Regions from separate parts of the Homo sapiens genome. Here region 1 is linked to region 2. A link is an interaction called in ENCODE POLR2A ChIA-PET data of the cell type or tissue named here. Cell type or tissue: Panc1. All regions are shown on one strand. Links, peaks and the distances in the headings refer to the core of each region. The heading gives the core; the rest is flanking DNA. Region 1 overlaps KDM2A (lysine demethylase 2A). Region 2 has its middle 11 kb from the start of ENEMAL.

What was found. ChIA-PET counts read pairs that join two places held together with the same protein. Peaks named below come from ENCODE experiments on the same cell type or tissue, not always from the same donor. Only the 100,000 strongest peaks of a DNase experiment are listed, where the experiment ranks them.
Region 1: POLR2A ChIA-PET joins it to region 2 with 5 read pairs; 2 of 35 experiments call an interaction of 5 or more read pairs at or near these places.

Annotation. Positions count from the first base shown.
Region 1 is chr11:67,125,938-67,130,937 of GRCh38, forward strand. The region is part of intron 2 of KDM2A (lysine demethylase 2A); the gene reads left to right. Among named protein-coding and RNA genes, the nearest start is that of KDM2A, 9.2 kb to the left of the region's middle. In Panc1, for the core only: no CTCF peak of the experiment used is centred there; no DNase peak of the experiment used is centred there.
Region 2 is chr11:65,458,799-65,473,682 of GRCh38, forward strand. It overlaps the pseudogene FAUP4. Among named protein-coding and RNA genes, the nearest start is that of ENEMAL, 11 kb to the right of the region's middle. RefSeq lists enhancers at 500-1,145, 12,496-13,041, 13,362-13,441, silencers at 999-1,058, 12,742-12,821 and a cis regulatory region at 13,151-13,710. In Panc1, for the core only: no CTCF peak of the experiment used is centred there; no DNase peak of the experiment used is centred there; H3K27ac peaks cover 1,164 bases.

The DNA.
Region 1 (5,000 bases), core at 1-5,000, 1.7 Mb after region 2:
ACCTCAAAAAAAAAAAAAAAAAAAAAGGCCAGGCACAGTGTCTCACGCCTGTAATCCCAGCACTTCGGGAGGCTGAGGCGGGTGGATCACCTGAGGTCGGGAGATCGAGACCAGCCTGACACAACATGGAGAAACCCCGTCTTTACTGAAAATACAAAATTAGCCGAACGTGGTGACGCATGCCTGTAATCCCAGCTACTCAGGAGGCTGAGGCAGGAGAATCGCTTGAACCCGCGAGACAGAGGTTGTGCTGAGCTGAGATCATGCCGTTGCACTCCAGCCTGGGGAACAAGAGCAAAACTCCGTCTCAAAAAAAAAAAAAAAATGGAATAACTAGTTTAAAAAAATTGTCTTTTGCCAGTTATGGTGACTCACACCTATATTCCCAGCACTTCGGGAGGCCAGGGAGGGAGGATCACTTGAGCCCAGGAGTTTGAGACCAGTCTGGGCAACATAGACCCCCGTTTCTCACACACAGATTGTTTTTTGGCCGGGTGCGGTTGCTTATGCCTGTGATCCCAGCACTTTGGGAGGCTGAGGCGGGTGGATCACCTGAGGTCAGCAGTTTGAGACCAGCCTGACCAACAAGGTGGAACCCTGTCTCTACTAAAAATACAAAAATTAGCCGGATGTGGTGGCAGGCGCCTGTAGTCCCAGCTACTCAGGAGGCTCAGACAGGAGAATTGCTTGAACTCGGGAGGTGGAGGTTGCAGTGAGCTGAGATCACACCACTGCACTCCAGCCTGGGCGACAGAGCGAGACTCCATTTCAAAAAAAAAAAAAAAAAAAGTATTTTTTGCCAAGCTTCATTATTTACCTATTACGTGTGGAAAAGAAATGCACCTTTGAAGATGGTGTGTATGTGTAGATTTGGAATATAAGCTACACTTTCTGGAACTTGGAACCAGAATATTCTGCAGTGTTGGAGTGGAACAGCTAGGAAATGACAAGGGTGGATAAACAATGTTTGGCTTCTCTTAAGTAAGACTTAATTTTTTTTAGGTAATGAAAATATTAGTACTTTTGTATATTGATTGCCAGAACAAAGCCAGAACTCTGATGCAAGTTTGTATACCTGAGAAGGTACTCAAGTGGGAGGGATAGAAGCTTCCTTTTGATGCTGGGGTGGGTTGTTCTGAGGTAACAATGATTTATTTCTGTATTTCTTTTTCTTTTTGGAGACAGGGTCTCACTCCGTTGCCCAGGCTAGAGTGCAGTGGTGTGATCATTCCTCTTTGTAGCCTCAACCGCCTGGCTCAAGTGGTCCTCCCATCTCAGCATGTAGCTGGGACTACAGGCATGCATGTGCCACCATGCCTGGCTAATTTTTAATTTTTTCTGTAAAGGCAGGCTATCCCTGTTCGGGCTGCTCAGGCTGGTCTGGTTTTTTTTGCTCAGTCTGGTCTTGAACTCCCAGACTCAAGCGATCCACCTTGGCTTCCCAAAGTGCTGGGAGTACAGGTGTGAGCCACTATGCCTGGTGTGCTTGTCAATCTTGATGAAATTGAGAGTTTTTAGCACTTTCACCTAGCAAAAAAAAATAAAAAATAAGAAATTGAGAGCTTTTCTAAAAGATGTTATTATCGCATGTTCAATCCTGTTAACCTGTCTTACATATAATTATGAAATAGCTAAATCATTTATCTGTTACAAGGAACTGCGGCCACTGAAACTCTGGCAATAGTCCCACCTTTCCTTGGTTTACCTTTGAAAGTGCCTCCCCAAATTCAGCAGCGATTACCAGATTATCTTTTTTAAATTAATTAATTTATTTATTTATTTATTTTGAGATGGAGTTTTGCTCTTGTTGCCGAGGCTGGAGTGCTATGACGCAATCTGGGCTCACCGCAACCTCCCTCTCCTGGGTTCAAGCGATTCTCCTGCTTCAGCCTCTGAGTAGCTGGGATTACAGGCATGCACCACCATGCCCGGCTAATTTTGTATTTTTGGTAGAGACGGGGTTTCACCATGTTAGCCAGGCTGGTTTCAAACTCCCGACCTCAGGCAGGCGATCTGCCTGCCTCGGCTTCCCAAAGTGCTGGGATTACAGTTGTGAGCCAGCACACCCGGCCTTTTTTTTTTTTTTTTTTTTTTTTAGGCGGGGTCTTGCTCTGTTGCCCAGGCCGGAGTGCAATGGCACTACCACTGCAGCATCAGCCTCCCCAAGTGATCCTCTTACCTCAGCCTCCTGAGTGGCTGGTACCACAGATACATGCCACCACACCTGGCTTATTTTTAAATTCTTTCTAGAGACAGGTTTTCACTGTGTTGTCCAGGCTGGTCTCGAACTCCTGGGCTTAAGTGATCCTCTCTCCTGCCTGGAGGCCTCTCCAGCCTCCCCAGCTCCTGGGATTATAAGTGTGAGCCACTGCGCCTGGACCCGTTCCCACTCTGAGGTCTTTCTGACTGAGAATGGACTAGATAAAATAGAATATTTATTTTAAGCCTTTTTTTTTTCTAGTATGAAAGTATAATGTTAGCTAGAAAAAATTATATGTGGTCTACATTGTTGAATTAGTTTATTTCTAATTATTTTATGAGATTTAGTCTTTAGTCTGTGTTGGTAGAGAGTGCACTGGTCTCATTGTTGCGGCCTCCCTCCTAATAATGTAGGAAAAACTTGACCATTTTTGGGTGATTCAAAAATGCAGATAATGACAACTAATTTTTTATTCTTATACATCAGTCTTCCACAGTAAGCTATATTTTGGGCCCCTAGAATGAGGATTAAATTTAAGCCCTATTATTTTCTGTTGTTTTATTTTGCTGAGCATTAATCACTACTGTACTTTGTGTATAGCTTTCCACTAGAGTATAAGCTTCTTGAGAGTTGGGGCTTTGTTTTTGTTTATGCTGTGTGCTAGATGCTTCAAATAGGGCCTAACACATAGCAAGTGCTGAATAAGTATTTGTTGATATTGTTGAAAGCCTGGATATATGCTCTTCTTTGCTACCAATTTTCTTGAATGCTAGGATTAAGCCACTAGAGTGGAGGAGGGTCTGGATGCAGTGGCTCTCACCTGTGGTCCCAGCTACCCAGGAGGTTGAGGCAGAAGTATCATTTGAGCCCAGGGGCTTAAGGCTGTGATGAGCTATGACTGTGCCAGTGCACTCCAGCTTGGGCTACAGAGCAAGACCCTGTCTCTAAAAAAATGAATAAATTAGAATGGAGGACACTTTGGCAGGTAGGGATGAGGAGGATATCTGGATATTGGGTCTTGCAGTGTAGATAAGAAACAGAGACCTAAACTATAACAAATAAAAACGTATGTGTAGCACACATGTCAGACTACCACATTGATGATGTTTGGTATTTGGACCATTTAGAACAAATAATAAAGTGTCTAGTTGATTTTAAAAGTTTAGTCTGTCTAGGTACAGTGACTTAGGCCTGTAATCCCAGCACTTTGGGAGACCAAGGCCAGTGGAATGCTTGACGTCAGGAGTTGAAGACCAGCCTGACCAACATGGTGAAACCCCGTCTCTACTAAAAATACAAAAATTAGCCGGGCATAGGCCGGGCGCGGTGGCTCACACCTGTAATCCCAGCACTTTGGAAGGCCGAGGCGGGCGGATCACAAGGTCAGGAGATCGAGACCATCCTGGCTAACACGGTGAAACCCCGTCTCTACTAAAAATACAAAAAATTAGCCGGGCGTGATGGTGGGCGCCTGTAGTCCCAGCTACTTAGGAGGCTGAGGCAGGAGAATGGTGTGAACCCGGGAGGCGGAGCTTGCAGTGAGCCCAGATCACGCCACTGCACTCCAGTCTGGGTGACAGAGCGAGACTCCATCTCAAAAAAAAAAAAAAAAAGAAAAAGAAAAATAGCCGGGCATAGTGGCACATGCCTGTAATCCCAGCTACCCAGGAGGCTGAGACAGGAGAATCGCTTCAACTCGGGAGGCAGAGGTTGCTGTACGCCGAGATCGTGCCACTGCACTCCAGCCTGGGCGACAGAGACTCTGTCTCAAAAAAAAAAATTAAAAAAATTAAAGTTTAGTCTGAATTTTAAGCTCTCCTATTCTTTTTTTTTTTTTCTTTTGTGAGACAGTTTCACTGTGGTCACTCAGGCTGGAGTGCAATGGTGCGATCTCTGCTCACTGCAACCTCCGCCTCCCGGGTTCAAGTGATTCTTCAGCCTCAGCCTCCCTAGTAGCTGGGATTACAGGCGTCCGCCACCCCACCTGGCTAATTTTTTTTTTTTTCTTGCACCAAAGCTTTCTAAAGTTAGTGATTTATTTCTGACAAGTTTGCAAAACCCAAGAGAGAGCAGTTTTCTGGGTTGAACTCATACTTCGTGTTTACTCGAGTCTGAGTCACGGCACCTGACTTCCTCACAGGTGCACCTGACTGCTCTTTACCACCTGGCTAATTTTTATATTGTTTTAGTAGAGACAGGGTTTCACCATGTTGGTCAGGCTGGTCTCAAACTCCTCACCTCCAGTGATCCGCCCACTTCGGCCTCCCAAAGTGTTGGGATTACAGGCGTGAGCCACCATGCCCGGCCTTAAGCTCTCCTGTTCTAATCCTGTCCTAAACTGTGCCTAGGTTTTGCTGACCTTTAGACAGCCTTAAAGCTGTGAAGTTGCAAGTGATGATGTTTGTGTTATTCTCGGGTCTTGGTTTTGGTTATTAAGTCAAGGAATTGATACATTATGTATATCATGTAGATAGACATACATTCTTTGTATCTTTCTATTTTGGGGGGGTAACGGACACTCTTAATTAGGTTTCATTAATTTTCTCTGTTTATCTCACTTTTGGAATAATACTTTATTTTTGCATTGCACTTTCACATCAAAAAGGGTTAAAATTCAGTAAACATTTATTATATGCCAGATAGTAGGCTAGGTTCTTTCATATATATTACCTTATTTAATTCTCAAAACAACCCTGGAAGGTAGATGGTATCGTTTTAAACCTTGATTTTTTTTTTTTTTTTAATTATGGAGAGAGAGGCCCAGGGAGGGGCCATGACTTGCCCAAGATCACAGAGTCGG
Region 2 (14,884 bases), core at 3,496-8,495:
GTAGTAGCTTAAACCAACAAATATTTATTATATCTCTGGTTTCTGTAAGTCAAGAACCTGGGAGTAGTTTAGCTGGGAGGTTTCAGCTCAGGGTCTTATTTTTGTTTTGTTTTGCTTTCTTTGAGACGGAGTCTCGCTCTTGTTTCTCAGGCTGGAGTGCAATGGTGCAAACTTGGCTCACTGCAACCTCTGCCTCCCAGGTTCAAGTGGTTCTCCCGCCTCAGCCTCCCGAGTAGCTGGGATTACAGGCGTGTGCCACCATGCCAGCTAATTTTTTGTATTTTTAGTAGAGACAGGGTTTCACAATATTGGCCAGGCTGGTCTCGAACTCCTGACCTCAGGTGATCCACCTGCCTCGGCCTCCCAAAGTGCTGGGATTACAGGCATGAGCCACCGTGTCTGGCCCAGGGTCTCTTAAGAGATTGCAATCATTTGAAAACTTTGAGTTAACTTGTACGCAGCAATAGATAACTTACACATGTGGTCGTAGCCTCATCACTGGGGTTAGAGGATCCACATGAGAAAGAGCTCATTCACACAGCTGTTGGCAAAAGGCCTCAGCTCCTGGCAACATGGAAGCTGCCTTTCCCTGGAACAAGTGATCAGAGAAAGAGAGAGAGCACACTGATCGGCACTGTATCTATATAACCTAGTCTTGGAAGCGATACATCAACACTTCTCTCATATTCTATTGGCCACTGTATTAGCCATGTCTTTGATTTTCTTTATTCTGATGCTTTGACATCTGGAGCCTTGCTGACCCCACTGGAGGGACCACCTCTTCCAAGAGTTCTTAGGGATAGAGAACAACTCACCTGAGAGTGTGCTTTTCAAATGCAAACCAACCAGTCCAGAGCGCGCACCCCCCCACCATCTCCTTTATCATGCTTTCCCACTTCAGGCTGCCGGTCACTACCCTAATCACCCCAGGGCGCGGTACCAGACTAAAGGGACAGCCCCTATGCCCCAGAGCCTGAAATTGACCAATCCTGAAACTAGCAGTCCTAAAACTGTTATCCTGTCCTGCCCACCCCTTCCCTCAGAAACCACAAGAAAGGCTCTTGCAGGTCAAAGCGCAGTAGCTCATGCCTGTAATCCCAGCATTTTGGGAGGCTGAGGTGGGCAGATCACGAGGTCAGGAGACTGAGACCATACTGGCCAACATGGTGAAACCTCGTCTCTACTAAAATACAAAAACTTAGCCGGGCGTTGTGGCTCACACCTGTAGTCCCAGCTAATCGGGAGGCTGAGGCAGGGGAATTGCTTGAACCCGGGAGGCGGAGGTTGCAGTGAGCCAAGATCGCGCCACTGCACTCCAGCCTGGGTGACAGTGCAAGACTGCATCTCAAAAAAAAAAAAAAAAAAAGAAAGAAAAAAAGAAAGGTTCTTGCACAGCTCCCGTCTTCCCCTCTTTCCCCTCTGACTCTTGACGAACACCCTCCTCCACCATGGTATGCATGCCCCTTCCTTTTGAGAAATGCAACAAGCTCTCCAGTGGTCATCTCCTGATCTGTTGGCCTTACTGGCCCTCAAATTTCCTATTCATGCATTACATATTTATTTATTTACTTTGAGACAGGGTCTCCCTCTGTCGCCCAGGCTGGAATGCAGTGGTGCCATCTAGGTTCACTGCAACCTCCACCTCCTGGGTTCAAGCATTTCTCCCACCTCAGCCTCCTGGGTAGCTGGGATTACAGGCGCACACCACCACACCCAGACCATTTCTGTGTTTTTAGTAGAAATGGGGTTTCGCCATGTTGGTGTTGGCCGGGCTGGTCTTGAACTCCTGACCTCAAGCGATCTTCCCACCTCAGCCTCCCAAAGTGCTGGGATTACAGGTGTGAGCCACCCACCATGCCTGGCCTATTCATGCATTACATTTTAGAACCATCACACAGAATCACACATCAACTCGGATACAGCGTGGAAGGGGACTACACAAGGATGTCAATATCAGGAGGTGGAGAATCACTGGAGCTAGAAGCTGCCCACCACACCACCTATTTCCCGTGGGAAAAATAAAATAAGATAAATATATGTAAAAGACCCTCCTAGTACAGTAATCCAAACATGCAGTTAAAAGAAGTCTGAGGCCAGGCGCGGTGGCTCACGCCTGTAATCCCACCACTTTGGGAGGCCAAGGCGGGCAGATCACCTGAGGTCAGGAGTTCAAGACCAGCCTGGTCAACATGGTGCAACCCTGTCTATACTAAAAATACAAAAATTATCTGGGCGTGATGGCAGCTGCCTGTAATCCCAGCACTTTGAGAGGCAGAGGCTGGTGGATCACTTAAGGTCAAGAGTTCGAGACCAGCCTGGCCAGCATCAAAATCCTGTCTGTACAAAAATTACCAAATAGCTACTAGGGAGGCTAAGGCATGAGAATTGCTTGAACCTAGGAGGCAGAGTTTGCAGTGAGCCAAGATTGCGCCACTGCACTCCAGCCTGGGCGACAGAGTGAGACTCTGCCAAAAAAAAAAAAAAGTAATTTAGCAATGTTGCAAGTTGTAAGATCAATACAAAAATCAATATTATTTCTATATACTGTCAATGAAACACTGGAAATTGAAAATCTTAAAACATAATACAGCCAAATGTGGTGGCTCATGGCTATAATCCTGTACTTTGGGAGGCTGCTGTTGGAGGATTGTTTGAGGCTGGGAGTTCAAGCTCAGCCTGGGAAACATAGTGAGACCCTTGTCTCTACCAAAAAGAAAAAGAAAAAGAAAAAAATTATAATTCTGTCTCTCAACAAAATCATAATTTTTTTTTTAATTTGGCCAGGTTTGGTGGCGGGCATCTGTAGTCCCAGCTCCTGAGCTGAGGCTGAGGTAGGAGGATCGCTTGAGCCCAGGAGTTTGAGGCTGCAGTGAGCTATGATAATGCCACTGCACTCTTGCCTGGGGGACAAGACTGAGACCTTCTCTCTCTCTCAAAAAAACACACACAAAAAAACATATATATATATATATAGCCACTTACAATATCATTTAAAAATGAAATACTTAGGAATGAATTTGAAAAGCAGTTGACCTGTTCTCTGAAAATTACAAAGCATTACTGAGAGATTACCAGATAGAGATTTACCATCTCAATATTGAGCTGAGATATACCAAACTCAATATTGTTAATATGATGATTCTTCCAAAATAAACTATTCAATGCAATACCAGTCAAAATCCCAGTAGGCTTTTTAATACAAGTTAACAAGCTCATTCCAAAATTCTTGTGGTAATGCAAAGGACCTAGAATAGTCAAGACAATGTTGAAAATAATAAAACTGGAAAAGTTAAACTACGTGACTTATATAACCAAGACTTAATATAAAATTACAGAAATTAGCCAGGCGTGGTGGCTCACGCCTGTAATCCCAGCACTTTAGGAGGCCGAGGTGGGCGGATCACCTGAGGTCAGGAGTTCAAGACCAGCCTGGCCAACATGGTGAAACCCCGTCTCTACTAAAAATACAAAAATTAGCCGGGCATGGTGGTTGGCGCCTGTAATCCCAGCTACTCGGGAGACTGAAGCAGGAGAATCACTTGAACCCAGGAGGCGGAGGTTGCAGTGAGCCGAGATCACGCCGTTGCACTCCACCCTGGGGGACAAGAATGAGACTTCGTCTCAAAAAAAAAAAAAAAAATTATCTGGGCATGGTGGTGGGCACCTGTAATCTCAGCTACTTGGGAGGCTGAGGCAGGAGAATCGCTTGAATCCAGGAGGCAGAAATTGCACTGAGCCGAGATCATGCCATTGCACTCCAGCCTGGGCAACAAGAGTGAAACTCTGTCTGGAAAAAAAAAAAATTACAGAAATTTGGGTGGGCATGGTGGCTCACGCCTGTAATCACGGCATTTTGAGAGGCCGAGGTGGGCAGATCACCTGAGGTCAGGAGTTAGAAACAGACCAGCTTGGCCAACATGGCGAAAGACCATCTGTACTAAAAATGCAAAAATTAGGCCAGGCACAGTGGCTCAGGCCTGTAATCCCAGCATTTTGGGAGGCCAAGGCAGGCGGATCATGAGGTCAAGAGATCGAGACCATACTGGCCAACATGATGAAACCCTGTCTCTACTAAAAATACAAAAAATTAGCTGGGCGTGGTGGCGCACACCTGTAGTCCCAGCTACTCGGGAGGCTGGGGCAGGAAAATCACTTGAACCTGGGAGGTGAAGGCTGCAGTGAGCTGAGATCATGCCACTGCACTCCAGCCTGGCAACAGAGTGAGACTCTTGTCTCAAAAAAAATAATAAAAATTAAAAAAAAATAAAAATGCAAAAATTAGTTGGGCATGGTGGCAAGCACCTGTAATCCCAGCTACTCAGGAGGCTGAGGTGGGAGAGTCGCTGGAACCCAGGAGGCAGAGGCTGCAGTGAGCCAAGATCACACCACTGCACTCCAGCCTAGGTGACAGAGTGAGACTCAGTCTCAAAAAAAATAAAATTACAGAAATTGGCTGGGCACGGTGGCTCATGCCTGTAATCCCAGCACTTTGGGAGGTCGAAGTGGGAAGATCACTTGAGGCCAGGAGTTTGAGACCAGTCTGGGCAACATAGCGACACCCGGTCTCTAAAATAAGTAAATAAATAAAATTACAGCAATCAAGATAGTGTGGTATTGGCACAAATTAGACAAAGGCCGAGGCAGGCGGATCACTCAAGACCAGCCTGGCCAACATGGTGAAACCCCGTCTCTACTAAAAATCCAAAAAAAAAATTAGCCAGGTGTGGTGGTGGGCACCCTGTAGTCCCAACTACTCGGGAGGCTGAGGCACGAGAATAACTTAAATTCAGGAGGCAGAGGTTGCAATGTGCCGAGATCACGCCACTGCACTCCAGCCTGGGTGACAGAGTAAGACTGAAAAAAAAAAAAAAAAAAAAGAAAAAAAAAACCCAAAAGAGAAATAAGCCATGTGGTGGCTCACGCCTGTAATCACAGCACTTTGGGAGGCTAAGGCGGGAGGATTGTTTCAGTCCAGGAATTTGAGACCTGCCTGGTCAACTAGTGAGACTCCATCTCTACAAAAAATAAAAGTTAGCTGGGTGTGGTGGCATGCACCTGTAGTCCCAGCTACCTGGGAACTTGGGAGGCTGAGGCGGGAGTATCACTTGAGCCCAAGAGTTTGAGGCTGCAGTGAGCCAAGATCACACCATTGCACTCCAGCCTGCATGACAAGGTAAGACCCTGTTTTGTTTTGTTTTGTTTTAAAAAAGATAGACAAACAGATTAACAGAACAAAACAGAAAGTCTACAAATATATCCATACATATATGATTAATTAATATTTGACAAAAGTCAAAGGCAATTTAGTGGACAAAGGACAGTGTTTTCTTTTTTTGAGATGGAGTTTCGCTCTTGTTGCCCAGGCTGGAGTGCAATGGCGCGATCTCAGCTCACAGCAAGCTCCACCTCCCGGATTCAAGTGATTCTCCTGCCTCAGCCTCCCTAGTAGTTGGGATTACAGCTGCCCGCCACCACACCCAGCTAATTTTTTCTATTTTTAGTAGAGACAGGGTCTCTCCATGTTGTTCAGGCTGGTCTCAAACTCCCAACCTCAGGTGATCTGCCCGCCTCGGGCAACAGAGCGAGACTCTGTCTCAAAAAAAAAAAGTTTAGGCATGGTGGTGGCACACGTGTAGTCCCAGCTACTTGGAAGGCTGAGATGGGAGGATCACTTGAGCCTGGGAGGTGGAGGCTGCAGCAAGCTATGATTGTGACACTGCACTGCAGCCTGGACGACAGAGTGAGACCCTGTATCAAAAAAAGGAAAAGAGAAAGAACTTCTGTTCTTCAAAAAAAACATTTTTAAGAGAATGAAGACGGCCAGGCGTGGTGGCTCACGCCTGTAATCCAGCACTCTGGGAGGCCAAGGTGGGTGGATCATGAGGTCAGGAGTTCAAGACCAGCCTGGCCAAGATGGTGAAACCCCGTTTCTCCTAAAAATACAAAAATTAGCCAGGCGCTGTGGCAGGCACCTGTAATCCCAGCTACTCACGAGGCTGAAACAGGAGAATCGCTTGAACCCAGGCAGCAGAGGTTGCGGTGAGCCGAGATCATGCCACTGCACTCCAGCCTGGGTGATAGAGTGAGACTCTGTCTCAAAAAAAAAAAAAAAGAATGAAGACAAGCCACAGACTGAAGAAAATATTTGCAAATCAAATATCTGATCAAGAACTTGTGTCTATAATATATAAAGAACTCTCAAAGCTCTTTGTGAACTCACCATGGCTATATCTTGAGAATTTGTCACTTTGGACTGGGCACGGTGGCTCACGCCTATAATCCCAGCACTTTGGGAGGCTGAGGAGGGCAGATCACGAGGTCAGGAGTTCAAGACCAGCCTGACCAACATGGTGAAACCCCATCTCTACTAAAAAATATTTAAAAATTAGCCAGGTGTCATGGCGTGCGCCTGTAATCCCAGCTATTCAGGAGGCTGAGGCAGAAGAATCGCTTGAACCCAGGAGGCGGACGTTGCAGTGAGCCAAGATCGTGCCACTGCACTCCAGCCTGGGCGACAGATCGAGATTCCCTCTCAAAAAAAAAAAAAGAATTTATCACTTTGAGTGGAGCTACTAGCTTCTGGCAGTAGCTAGAATCAGAGCTCAGGAACTATGCCCTTCCTGAAGTTATGGAATCACTGATCCTAAAAGGTTTTTTTTCTCTCTCTTTTTTTTTTTTTTTGAGACGGAGTTTTGCTCTTGTTGCCCAGGCTGGAGTGCAATGGCGCGATCTCGGATCACCGCCACCTCCGCCTCCCGGGTTCAAGCGATTCTCCTGCCTCAGCCTCCCGAGTTGTCGGGATTACAGGCATGCGCCACCACGCCCGGCTAACTTTGTATTTTTAGTAGAGACAGGGTCTCTCCATGTTGTTCAGGCTGGTCTCAAACTCCCGACCTCAGATGATCTGCCCGCCTCGGCCTCCCAGAGCACTGGGATTACAGGCATGGGCCACCACGCCCGGTGATCCTAAAAGTTTAAATAGGACTTGTCCTTCAGGGTCACAAGTGCTGTGCTCTGATCTCTGCCAGCAGAGGTGATGGGCTTAGCTTATATCCCAGCTGTTCCTTCAAACCCTGGAGGATGTGTTGCCATCCCCATCAAAGACTCCTTTCTGTTCCAAGTGCTTTTTCATTTAGCTGGAGCGGTGGTAGCCAGGCCAGCAGTGGACTCTATACCAATACCTTCACTCCGGCCAAAGCCCGAGTCTAGGAGGAAATCTGGAGAAGGAACTGCTTCCAACCCTGACGCTCTGGGCCCTGTGAAATGACCTTGACCATCTCTCATAGGTAATAACTGCCTCTCACTGCAAGTCAACCCTGTACAACCAGCCAGATATTTGTGGACAACACTTCACAGCTCAAAACAAGGTGAACCTAACTCCTCAGCAAACCACAGATGCTCCTGAAAGTCTCCAAGGCCAGAAGAAAACCCCTAAACATATACCACACTGTGGCAACTGTAGCCTAGAAGGTAACGAATGAAGAACACAGCAAATATCTGAGAGTTGCTGCCTGAAGACACAGGACAATGACCTCAGAAGGATGGGGATGGGCTGGAAAACCTCTGGTCTCTACCCTCCTTACAGCTGTGATTTGCTTCTCCCTAGGAAGGTCCTGCTTCCATGCTTCTCCCCATACCCCACTCACTTGAGTGTCTCACACGGGATGGTAACTAGATGTAACACTTGCCAAGGGGTCATTATCACCTACTAAATACAAATAGATGTCTAGCTTGTCTGTCCACAGAGAGGTGAATGATGAGAGAATTCAATCTCCTGGAATCAAAAGAACTTTTTGGTGTGTATTCTACAAATTAAAAACTCAATGACCAGCCGGGCATGGTGACTCACGCCTGTAATCCTAGCACTTTGGGAGGCTGAGGCAGGCAGATTGCCTGAGCTCAAGAGTTCGAAGGCCGGGTGCGGTGGCTCACGCCTGTAATCCCAGCACTGTGGGAGGCCTAGACGGGTGGATCACCTGAGATCAGGAGTTTGAGACCAGCCTGATCAACACGGAGAAACCCTGTCTCTAGTAAAAATACAAAAATTAGCCAGGCGTGGTGATGCATGCCTGTAATCCCAGCTACTCTGGAGGCTGAGGCAGGAGAATCGCTTGAACCTGGGAGGTGGAGGTTGCTGTGAGCCGAGATCGTGCCACTGCACTCCAGCCTGGGCAACAAGAGCGAGACTCCATCTCAAAAAAAAAAAAAAAAGTTCGAGACCACCCTGGGCAATATGGTGAAACCCCGTATCCACTAAAATACAAAAAATTAGCCAGGTGTGGTGGCGCATGCCTGTAATCCCAGCTACTCGGGAGGCTGAAGCAGGAGAATTGCTTGAACCCAGGAGGCGGAGGTTGCAGTGAGCTGAGATCGTGCCACTGCACTGCAGCCTGGGCAACAGAGTGAGACTCTGTCTCAAAAAAAAAAAAAAAAAAAAAACCTGGATGACTAAATGAGATATCACTGCACACCTATTTGAACAAATAAAATTAAAACAATGACAATACCAAATACTGGCAAGCAGGCAAAGAAACTAAATCTCTCATACTTTGTTGGTGGAAACATAAAATAGTTCCGCCACTCTGGAAAACAGTTCAGCAGTTTCTTAAAAACCTAGACATATAATAATAATTATTATTATTATTTTGAGACGGAGTCTCGCTTTGTTGCCTAGGCTTGAGTGCAATGGCGCCACCTTGGCTCACTGCAGCCTCTGACTCCTGGGTTCAAACAATTCTCCTGCCTCAGCCTCCTGAGTAGCTGGGATTACAGGTAATTACAGATAATTTTTTTGGTATTTTTAGTAGAGACAGGGTTCCACCATGTTGTCCAGGCTGGTCTCAAACTCCTGACCTCAGGTGATCCACCCTCCTCGCCCTCCCAAAGTGCTGGAATTACAGGCGTGAGCCATCATGCCCGGCCAACATATAATTATTATACAACCCAGCCACTGCACTCTTGGGCATTTATTCTAGAGAAACAAAAACTTATCCCCACTCAAAAGCATGTACGTGAATGTTCTTAGCAGTTTATTTTATAATGGTCAATATCTGGAAACAATCCAAATGTCCTTCCATGAGTTAATGGTTAAAATAACTGTGGTGCACCCATACCATGGAATACTGTTCAGCAATAAAATGGAATGAAATGACCTGAATGGATCTCAGGAGAATTATGCTGCATGAAAAACACCCATCTCAGGCCGGGTGTGGTGCTTGCAGTGAGCTGAGATAACGCCACTGCACTCCAGCCTGGGCAACAGAGAGAGACTCCATCTCAAAAAAAAAAAAAGAAAGAAAGAAAGAAAAACACTCATCTCAAAAGGTGACCTGCTCTGTGATTCCATTTGTATACCTCATGAAATGATAAAAGTGTAGAAATAGAGAACAGATGAGTAGTTGTCAGGGGTTAAGGAGGAGATAGTATGATAGGATTATGGTGGTGATTACACAGATCTACGTGAGATAATTACATAATATTACACCCAGCCGACTACATTTTTTAAAAATCTTTTTTAGAGGCCGGGCACAGTGGCTCACACTTGTAATCCCAGCACTCTGGAAGGCCAAGGCAGGCGGATCACCTGAGGTCAGAAGTTCATGACCAGCCTGGCCATGGTGAACAAGTACACATGCACTTGTAAAATTTAAATCTAAATAAGATTCCTCGGCCAGACACGGTGGCTCACGCCTGTAATCCCAGCACTTTGGGAGGCCGAGGAGGGCAGATCCCTTGAGGTCAGGAGTTCAAGACCAGCCTGGCCAACATGGTGAAACCCTGTCTCCACTAAAAATACAAAAATTAGCCGGACATGGTGGCAGGCACCTGTAATCTCAGCTACTTGGGAGGCTGAGGCAGGAGAATCGCTTGAACCCGAGAGGCAGAGGTTGCAGTGAGCCGAAATTGTGCCATTGCACTCCAGCCTGGGCAACAGAGCGAGACTCCGTTGTAAAAAAAAAAAAAAAAAAAAAAAATCTAAAGATTTCTGGGATGTACCAATACAAATTTCCTGGTTTTGAAAATATACTATAGTTATGTAAGATGTTCCCATTGGAGGAAACTGGGTAAAGGTTACCAGCCTCTCTATTATTTTTGGAACTTCCAGTGAATATGATAATTTCATTCCACGTTCACATTGAATGACAGCTCAAGCTCAGCTGACCTGAACCGGTTTCTCCTGCAGTGCCTGTCCACCTGCAGGCAGGGCCTCCTGATCACACCCACCTGTGGTCCACAGCGCCCTCTGCAGCTCTCCCACCACTGGAAGCCTCCTGGTCCCTAGAGGGAGGCCAGCTTGAGGAAGCCCTGATTTCATAGACTCATCTTGCAGCCTCATCTCCTCCCCATGCCTTTATGAGCTGACAGTTTGAGGGGTTTTTTGTTTGGTTGGTTTTTGGTTTGGTTTTGTCTTGTTTTGTTTTGTTTTGAGATGGGGTCTCACCCAGGCTGCAGTGCAGTGGTGCTATCACAGCTCACTGTAGCCTTTACCTCCCAGGCTCAAGCAATCCCTCCTGCCTCAGCCTCCTGAGTAGCTGGGACTACAGACATGTGCCAGGATGTCTGACTAAAAAAAAAATTTTTTTTTTCCAGACAGAGTTTCACTCTTGTTGCCCAGGCTGGAGCACAATGGCGTGATCTTGGCTCACTGCAACCTCTGCCTCCTGGGTTCAAGCGATTCTCCTGCCTCAGCCTCCGGAGACGCTGGAATTACAGGCACCTGCCACCATGCCCAGCTAATTTTTGTTATTTTTAGTAGAGATGGGGTTTTGCCATGTTGGCCAGGCTGGTCTTGAACTCCTGACCTCAGGTAATCCAACCTCCTCGGCCTCCCAAAGTGCTAGGATTACAGGCATGAGCCACCGCACCCGGCTGACTAAATTTTTTAAAAATATTTTTTAGAGGCCGGGCGTGGTGGCTCACGCCTGTAATCCCAGCACTTTCGGAGGCCGAGGTGGGTGGATCATGAGATCAGGAGATCGAGACCATTCTGGCCAACATGGTGAAACCCCATCTCTACTAAAAATATAAAAATTAGCTGGACGTGGTGGCACGTGCCTGTAATCCCAGCTACTTGGGAGGCTGAGGCAGAAGAATTGCTTGAACCAGAGAGTCTGAGGTTGCAGTGAGCCGAGATCACACCACTGCACTCCAGCCTGGCGACAGAGTGAGACTCTGTCTCAAAAAAATATATATATATTTTTTAGAGGCCGGGCGCAGTGGCTCACACCTGTAATCCCAGCACTCTGGAAGGCCGAGGTGGGCAAATCACCTGAGGTCAGAAGTTCATGACCAGCCTGGCCATGGTGAAACCCTGTCTCTACTAAAAACACAAAAAATTAGCCAGGTGTGGTGGTGCAGTGGTGCGCGCCTGTAATCCCAGCTACTCGGGAGGCTGAGGCAGGAGAATCGCTTGAACCCGGGAGGCGGAGGTTGCAGCGAGCCGAGATTGCACCATTGCGCTCCAGCCTGAGCAACAAGAGTGAAACTCCGTCTCAAAAATATGTGTATATATATATATATATATATTTCTTAGAGATGGGGTCTCCCTATGTTGCCTAGGCTGGTCTCTTAACTCCTGGACTCAAACGATCGATCCTCCCACCTCTGCTTCCCAAAGTGCTGAGATTAAAGGTGTGAGCCACTGTGCCTGGCAAATAAGCTGACATTTTGCTTGACACCTCCTGAGCCAAGGACACAGACACCCGAGAGATGTCCACAGGCTGCAGAGGTCCAGCTCCTGTGACCAGGCAGCAGCCTCAGTGGAAGAGCACATGTTCCTGGGCCCTACCACAGGCTGATGTGGAGAGTCCCTCTGATTGAAAATGCCCAACTCAGGCCACTCCTGCCCGGGGGTGACTGTCTCGCAATAAGATACAGGGCCAGAAGGATCCAGGAACACAGGAAGAGTTCGGCAGGGCTCAACAGGAGAACAGAAAAGAACTAAAAGCAGAGACACCATGCAAACATGAGGCACACACGCAACAGGAGACAGAGCAAACTGCAGGAAAAAAGAAGGGCCCTGTTAGCCACACACCGGCCTGTGGGCTACAAGCCCTCCAGTTACAGAGCATGGGAAATAAGGCCAGGTCATGCCTGTCCTCACCTTTGAGTTAGGGCCGAGCTGGGCAGAGAATCTGATTGCCCTTCCCTCCCTCTTCAGTTCCTGCAGATCACTTGGTTCTTTTGTGTTTTTTGCTTTTTGTTTTTTTTTTTTTTAAGACGGAGTCTCACTCTGTTGCCCAGGCTGGACTGCACTGGCTCGATCTCAGCTCACTGCAATCTCTGCCTCCTGAGTTCAAGCGATTCTCCTGCCTCAGCCTCCCGAGAAGTTGGGATTACAAGTGTGTGCCACCATACTTGGCTAATTTTTGTATTTTTAGTAGAGACAGGGTTTCACCATGTTGGCCAGGCTGGTCTCAAATTCCTGACCCCAAGTGATCCACCCACCTCAGCCTCCCAAAGTGCTGGATTACAGGCATGAGCCACCGTACCTGGCTGGCTTTGGGTTCTTGAAGGGAAAAGAAAAAGCCCCATGGCAGACCGGACCTGACTGACGGGCAGGAAATCTTAATTCCAGACCTGCTTTCACCTCCTCACTGCCGGACCTGGAGCCAGGGCTGGCTGTCTCAGGGCCTCTGCCTACCATTGCCAGGAACTCTCTGTTGCCAGTCTGTATTTGGAGAGGCTGAAGGGATGAAGGTCCTACCTCACTCTGGAGCCCTCCCCACAGGGCCCCAGCTTGCACCTCGTGCACCAGCTCCTTAGGGGGCAGTGTGCACCCCTGGAAGGACTCCCAAGGTCTGGGACTTGCGACTCAGGACAGACCATTCCCTGCAGATCATTCATCTGCCAATTTAAGAAATGGGAGAGAGACGGAGGCCCGTCTGCCTCCCCTGCCAGCTCCTGCTGATTGCTGGTGGCTGCCTCCTGAGTTCTGGGGTCCCTCTCTTGACAGTGGTAAGAGTGCCAGGAACGGAGCGCGTTTGCTGCACACCATTTGCCATTGGTGCATCGAGCACACTCCCAGCTCCAGGATTATGGGAAGACCTTTTTGGGGTACAGACTTCCCCTCCCTGCAACAAAGAGGAGCTCTTCCATGGCCCCCACCCTGAGGGGCACAGGAGGTCCACGGCCTGGAAACTTCCTATTTCCTGGGGCTGGCCCAGGGCTTCTAGTCTGGCCTTCCATAAGGCATGGGCCAGGATGCTGGCCCTGGGGGCCTCTCAGCTCAGCCCCACGTGCCCCTCTGTGGACTCTCAGTCTCACGTTTGTCAGGGTTCTGCCATTTAGAAATGATCAGCCCACCTCTAGACCAAGTGCCTGCCTGGAATGTCCTGTCCAACTTATCCACCAGCTCATCCTTCCGGGCCTAATTAAGGCCCCACTCCATCTCTGAAGCCACCCCATGCTCATGACTCTCCCTGACGCAGGTTCCCGACACACCGGGTGACTCAGCTGCAGTGTTTTTCACAGTCCGTGATGCGTCACAGCTATTTATAGGTGTGCTTAACTCCCTGTGAGGAAGCACTTCAACCCCCAAACGCAAGTTCCAGAAATATGCTCATAAAGATAAAGATAGAGAAAAGCTCTGGAAAAATACACAGTGCTGTTGCTTCAGGCAGAGTCCGTGTGTGTGTGTGTGTGTGTGTGTGTGTGTGTGTGTGTGTGCTTTCACTTTTTGCCTCATACATCTCATTGTTTATAAAATTTATCAATATTACAAAGTTGTAAACAAGGTTATTTAAAAACAACAAATTGGCTGGGCACGGTGGCTCACGCCTGTAATCCCAGCACTTTGGGAGGCCGAGGCAGGCGGATCACCTGAGGTCAGGAGTTTGAGACCAACCTGGCCAACATAGTGAAACTCCATCTCTACTAAAAATACAAAAAATTAGCCGGGCATGGTAGCAGGCGCCTGTAATCCCAGCTACTCGGGAGGCTGAAGCAGGAGAATCGCCTGAATCTGGGAGGCGGAGGTTGGAGTGAGTTGAGATCATGCCATTGCACTCCAGCTTAGGCAACAAGAGCGAAACTCTGTCTCAAAAAAAAAAAAAATTATAAATTTCTACACAAAGTCTTGCACATTCCTTTAATTTATTCATAGGTATTTTATAGTTTGTGTTGCCATGTTAGCAGTTACAAAGTGGCTGGGCACAGTGGCTCACACCTGTAATCCCAGCACTTGGGGAGGCCGAGGCGGGTGGATCACAAGGTCAGCAGTTCGAGACCATCCTGGCCAACATGGTGAAATCCCATCTCTTCTAAAATACAAAAAATTAGCCGGGTGTGGTGGTGCACACCTGTAGTCCCAGCTACTTAGGAGGCTGAGGCAGGGGAATTGCTTGAACCCAGGAGGCGGAGGTTGCAGTGAGCCGAGATTGCATCACTGCACTCCAGCATGGTGACAAAGCAAGACTGTTTCAAAAAACAAAAACCAAAAAACCAAAAAACAAAAAGAGTGAGGTCCCCCTGAGTCACATAGCAAGACCCCATCTCTACACAAAATATTTAAAAATTAGCCAGGCATGGTGGTTCGTGCCTGTGGTCTCAGTTACTTGGGAGGCTGAGGCAGAAGGATTGCTTGAGCTCAGGAGGTTGAGGCTTCAGTGAGCCAGGATGGTGTCACTGCATTCCAGCCTGGGAGAGACAGCGAGACCCTGTTTTTGTTGTTGTTTTTTTCTTTTTTAAAGAAAATAAACACCAAAACAATAAAAAGAGTGAGGTAGGTAGGACTCATGTCCCAAAATAGTTCTCCCTTTTTAGTTTTTTAATTTTTAATTTTTAAAGAAAGTTTCATTCTGTTGCCCAGGCTGGGGGGGTGGGGTAGTGGCATAATCGTAGCTCACTGTAACCTGAAACTCCTGTGTTCAAGGGATCCTCCTGC